Linked DNA regions of Homo sapiens: region 1 is linked to region 2. Evidence: read pairs that join two places in POLR2A ChIA-PET (ENCODE). Cell type or tissue: A673. All regions are shown on one strand. Links, peaks and the distances in the headings refer to the core of each region. The heading gives the core; the rest is flanking DNA. Region 1 has its middle 41 kb from the start of NDST4. Region 2 has its middle 410 kb from the start of NDST4.

Region 1 (2,929 bases), core at 323-2,822, 360 kb before region 2:
GTCAAGAGGTTACAGTATCTCTGGAATACATTTAGGTTGCTATTTCTTCCAGTAACGTCCTCAGCTACAGTCCACCCAATCAACCCTCAGAGTGTTGTCCATAGAACTACAGACAAGTACTTTGGGAAACTATTAATAATGACCATGGAAGCAGGCAGGACTCATTTAAGAGGCAAAATCAACATAATTTGGTAAATTAGAGAAAAATAAGTAAATTAGTAAGCATAGAGGATGAGAGTGTGGTGGTGAGATTTATGTTACTGTAGACAATATTGAGAAAATAGTTGTTTTGTATATACAAATGATGAGTTTATAGTCACCATATACTTCAAAGTACTTATTTTATATGTTTCCTAAGTACACATTTTGCTATTGCTATTGATTCATTGTTCTATTTGATTTTTTTGCTATGATTTCTAATGACAGTTGGAAATAAAGTGCTGTGCATACTTGAAAATGTGTGGGATTACAAAACAGTCAAGGACCCCGGGTCCGGTTACAGCTCCCAAATTAATCCTCTGAAACTTTAGCCAAGGCACTCTCCCTCTCTTTGTCCAGATTTGCCATTTATTGAAATTAGGTATAACATTTGGTGGTCACTTAACACATACAAATGAGTAATGGCACTTTTGAGCCTGACAAGATTGTAAGCAGATTTTTACTCTATGGGTTTATATTTGTGCTATATTTCCATTAAAGCTCCCTTTCCTCAGTATCCTTCCAAGTTTTGCTCATGTGAGCTTCTCAGTGAGGACTTCCCTGAGCAACTCTGCTGAAAATTTGTTCCTACTCCTCTCCACCCTCATCCTTCCTCATGCTTGCCTTTTCTCCACACTTCTTACACATGATGTAACTTACATACATACTTTATATGTTTGTACAACACAGAATATTACATGAATGATATACCTGGAATTATGCAAAAGAAATGCAGTGTCATGATTTGAAGGTTAGCCACAATGACAAATTGAACTCAGATTAAAAATACTTTTATAGAGTGTATTGTTAAACCAGCAATATAAAAGATAGCCATATGCAGGGGAATAAGTCATTGACTTCTTACCTCCTTCCAGTGACATAAATGGAATTCAGTTCATCTTGGTGGCATATAAAGAATAAGAAATCTAAAAGTCAGAATAGCCGTGAACTGGGGCTTGTCTATATACAGAAGTGATCCTGAAGGACTTCTCATAAAAAAGACATGAACTAACTTAGAAAAAAAAAAAGGATGTAAGATATTTTGAAAAGAGATAGTATTGGACCTGCATATAACCTGACACCTATTAAAATATTCATGGAATATTAAAAAGACAAAAACTTTCACAAACTCATAAATGTAAGAGTTTTCAACCTTAGCACTACTGACATTTGGGCTGGAAAATTATTTGTGGTGAGATGCCATCTGTTCATTCTAGGATGTTTGGCAGCATCCCTAGTCTTTACCCAGTAGATGTCAGTAACACTCTCCCTCCACCATTCTCTGCACAGAAGTCACATTAACCAATAGTGTCTTCAGGCATTCCCAAATATCTCCTGGGAAGCAAAAAATCACCTCTGGTTGAGAACCCTTGCCCCATAGCCATAAAAGCAAACAGAGAGTTCCTTATAACAAGCAGATGCAAGCAAAGTAAAAATCTACAAAGCATGAAAAAGGGAAGTAAATCTGCAACACTTGGATGGAAATACCGGTCTGAAATGGTAATAAGCATTACAGCTTTAAATTTTTCTAGTAAATATAAATTAAATATAACATTTACCTTTAGGAGAGAAAGAAGATACCAAGAAAGTAATAGCAACTAATATTATAATAACATTAATATCAAATACATAATTAAAAGAAATACTACTCAGTGGGATGAGTAAGCTAATCTTACAATAAAAAAAGTTAACTTCACAAGCCCTTGTACATGTAGGAATGTGGCATAAATCAAAACATTTTAAAAATATGAGAAGACATTGGCAAATATAGATGAAAAAGGGAAATTTAACACATGGTACTCTGTATCTGATAGAAAAATATTACAACTTGCGGCTGAGGCAGGGGAATCGCTTTAACCCAGGAGGCAGAGGTTGCAGTGAGCCCAGACTGTACCACTGCACTCCAGTGTGGGTGACAGAGTAAGACTCTGTCTCAAAATAAAAAGAAAAATATTAAAACTTGTTATTAACAGAAACCATAGAAGAATGAAAGTTGAATTGATATTTTAAAACTTTTTCTACAAATAAAGATTGCAAGATTTTTCAATGCTCCAAATATTAATATAATTTACCAAAATTGACTTAAAGTTGGAGAAAAAAGAAATCTAAAATAAATGCGTGTTTGTGCTCACACAATTATATGTGTACATTACAACCATAAAGATCACAATCTTTAAAAACACCAAGTAAACTTAAAACGTAATAGCAAAGACAGAAATAATGTATCAAAACAGAGAAGACACAAACAAGACTCCAACTATTTTGAAATTTCAGCAAGACAAAACATAATACCAAATGAAAAGTCTGCAAAACAAATAATAGTGAAAGTGACTATTGTTTAACATACCTTCACTGCCTATATATCACATGCTAAGTATTACATATAAATTTATTTGATCTGCAAAATCACCAAGTGAAGTCAGGTCTCTCAATGCTGCCATATTACAGAAGGCTGACATTTACCAAAATGGGGAAATAAAAAAATAGCACATTTGGTCTGTGTGTGGTTGGGGGAATGGATGAGTTCAGGGAGAAAGAATCAGAGATTTCTCTGAGATGTGCTACATTTAAAGTACCGGTGCATTTGCACCGGTTTCTCCTTTATCCTGGAGAACTTTTCTCCCAGATTTGCATATTACTCACATCCATATTTTAGTCACCTCCTCATAGGGGCTGTACTGAACACCTTATTAAAAACAGCACCTCTTGCCACCCTCTTACATGACTTCAT
Region 2 (2,929 bases), core at 131-2,630:
ATTCAGCTATTTACATTTGCTTCCCTTGGAAAATGTAAGTGGTCAAACATATCTTACAAAGTCATTGGCTAGGTCTTTGATAAAGAATGTTTACTTAGCTGGAAGACTCTTTCACTTTCCTCTTCTTGTCTTCCTGGGTATGCTTAGGAATTAATGGTTGGTACTTTACCATTATGGTTGGTGTCTTGCCATTTATGAGTGCCAACAGTTGTCTCTTATTCTTGCTCTTACCAAATAGGTCTTACAATGTAAGGGTTTCATGTGGTTAACGTACACAAAAAGATGTGACTGTTCCAGTCATGGGGAGTAAAAGCTTTGGGAGTTAAAGCCTTGATATTTACTGATTTGAATGTGAAATTAAAATATGTATTAATGAGTAGAAAGTTTAACATGCAGGCATATAATCACATTAAGGCAAATATAATTTTTAAAGTTTTAAAGGACTATTTATTTTGATGTTTTCTCACTTAAAAAAACATATTAGTATTCATTGTCTACTGTGAGTTTTTTCTGTAAAAGTTCAATATATTTTTCTCTATCATGTTAATTTTTTAAAATTTTATTATACTTTAAGTTCTGGGATGCATGTGCAGAATGTGCTGGTTTGTTACATAGGTATACATGTGCCATGGTGGTTTGATGCACCCATCAAACCGTCATCTAAGTTTTAAGCCCCACATGCATTAGGTATTTGTCCTACTGCCCTAATGCTATCCCTCCTCTTGTCCCCCACCCCCTGACAGGTCCCAGTGTGTGATGTTTCCCTCCCTGTGTCCATGTGTTCTCATTGATCAACTCCCACTTATGAGTGAGAACATACAGTGTTTGTTTTTCTGTTCCTCTGTTAGTTTGCTGAGAATGATGTTTCCAGCTTCATCCAAATCTGTGCAAAGGGCATGATTTTATTAATTTTTATGGCTGCATAGTATTCCATAGTGTATATGTGCCACATTTTCTTTATCCAGTCTACCATTGATGGACATTCGGTTGCTTCCAAGTCTTTGCTATCATAAATAGTGCTGCAAAAATCATATGTGTGCATGTGTCTTTATAGTAGAATGATTTATAATCCTTTGGGTATATGCCCAGGAATGAGATTGCCGTGACAAATGGTATTTCTGGTTCTAAATCCGTGAGGAGTCACCACATTGTCTTCCACAATGCTTGAACTAATTTACATTTCCACTAACAGTGTAAAAGCATTCCTATTTCTCCACATCCTCTCCAGCATCTGTTGTTTCCTGGCCATCCTAGCTGGTGTGAGATGGTATCTCATTGTGGTTTTGATTTGCATTTCTCTAATCACCACTGATGATAAGCTTTTTTTCACATATTTGTTAGCCACACAAATGTCTTCTTTTGAGAAGTGTCTGTTCATATCCTTTGCTCACTTTTTGATGGGGTTGTTTGCTTTTGTCTTGTAAATTTGTTTAAGTTCCTTGTAAATTCTGGACATTAGCCCTTTGTCAGATGGATAGATCGCAAATATTTTCTCCCACTATTGTAGATTGCCTGTTCACTCTGATGATAGTTTTTTTTCCTGTGCACAAGCTCTTTAGTTTAATTAGATCCCATTTGTCAATTTTGGCTTTTATTGCAATTGTTTTTGATGTTTTAGTCATGAAGTCTTTTCCTATGCCTATGTCCTGAATGGTACTGCCTAGGTTTAGTTCTAGGGTTTTATAATTGTAGGTCTTACATTTAAACCAATTAATCCATCTTGAATTAATTTCTGTATAAAGGGTAAGGAAGGGGTCCAGTTTCAGTTTTCTGCATATGACTAGCCAGTTTTCCCAGTACGATTTATTAAATAGGGAATACTTTCCCCATTGCTTGTTTTTGTAAGGTTTGCCAAAGATAAGATGGTTGTAGATGTGTGGTGTTATTTCTGAGGCCTCTGTTCTGTTCCCTTGGTCTATACATATATGTTTTGGTACCAGTACCCTGCTGTTTTGGTTACTGTAGCCTTGTAGTATAGTTTGAATCCAGGTAGCATGATGCCTCCAGCTTTGTTCTTTTTGCTTAGGATTGCCTTGTCTATACGGGCTCTTTTTTGATGCCATATGAAATTTAATGTAGTTTTTTCTATGTCTGTGAAGAAAATCAATGGTAGCTTGATGGGAATAGCATTGAATCTATAAATTGCTTATAGCAATTTTCACAATATTGATTCTTCCTGTTCATAAGCATGGAATATTTTTCATTTGTTTGTGTCCTCTCTTATTTCCTTGAGCAGTGGTTTGTAGTTCTCCTTGAAGAGGTTCTTCACATCCCTTGTAAGTTGTATTCCTAGGTATTTTATTCTCTTTGTAGCAATTGTGAATGGGAGTTCACTCATGATTTGGCTATTTGTCTATTATTGGTGTATAGGAATGTTTGTGATTTTTGCACACTGATTTCAAATCCTTAGACTGCTGAAGTTGCTTGTCAGTTTAAGAAGATTTGGGGTTGAGACGATGGGGCTTTCTAAATATATAATCATGTCATCTGCAAACAGAGACAATTTGGCTTCCTCCCTTTCTATTTGAATACCCTTTATTTCTTTCTCTTGCCTGATTTCCCTGGCTAGAACTTCCAATACTATGTTGAATAGTAGTGGTGAGAGAGGGCACCCCTGTCTTGTGCCGGTTTTCAAAGGGAATGCTTCCAGCTTTTGCTCATTCAGTATGATATTGGCTGTGGGTTTGTCATAAATAGCTCTTATTATTTTGAGATATGTTCCATCAATACCTAGTTTATTGAGAGTTTTTAGCATGAAGGGCATTGAATTTCTTCAAAGGCCTTTTCTGCATCTAATGAGATAATCATGTGGTTTTTGTCATTGGTTCTGTTTATGTGATACATTATGTTTATTCATTTTCATATGTTGAACCAGCCTTGCATCCCAGGGATGAAGTCGACTTGATCATGTTGGATAAGCTTTTCGATA

What was found. ChIA-PET counts read pairs that join two places held together with the same protein. Peaks named below come from ENCODE experiments on the same cell type or tissue, not always from the same donor. Only the 100,000 strongest peaks of a DNase experiment are listed, where the experiment ranks them.
Region 1: POLR2A ChIA-PET joins it to region 2 with 7 read pairs; 1 of 35 experiments calls an interaction of 5 or more read pairs at or near these places.

What each region holds. Positions count from the first base shown.
Region 1 is chr4:115,153,577-115,156,505 of GRCh38, forward strand. No RefSeq gene overlaps it. Among named protein-coding and RNA genes, the nearest start is that of NDST4, 41 kb to the left of the region's middle. In A673, for the core only: a CTCF peak has its summit at 1,443 (motif pointing right); a DNase peak (open chromatin) is centred at 1,475.
Region 2 is chr4:115,518,523-115,521,451 of GRCh38, forward strand. No RefSeq gene overlaps it. Among named protein-coding and RNA genes, the nearest start is that of NDST4, 410 kb to the left of the region's middle. In A673, for the core only: no CTCF peak of the experiment used is centred there; a DNase peak (open chromatin) is centred at 1,219.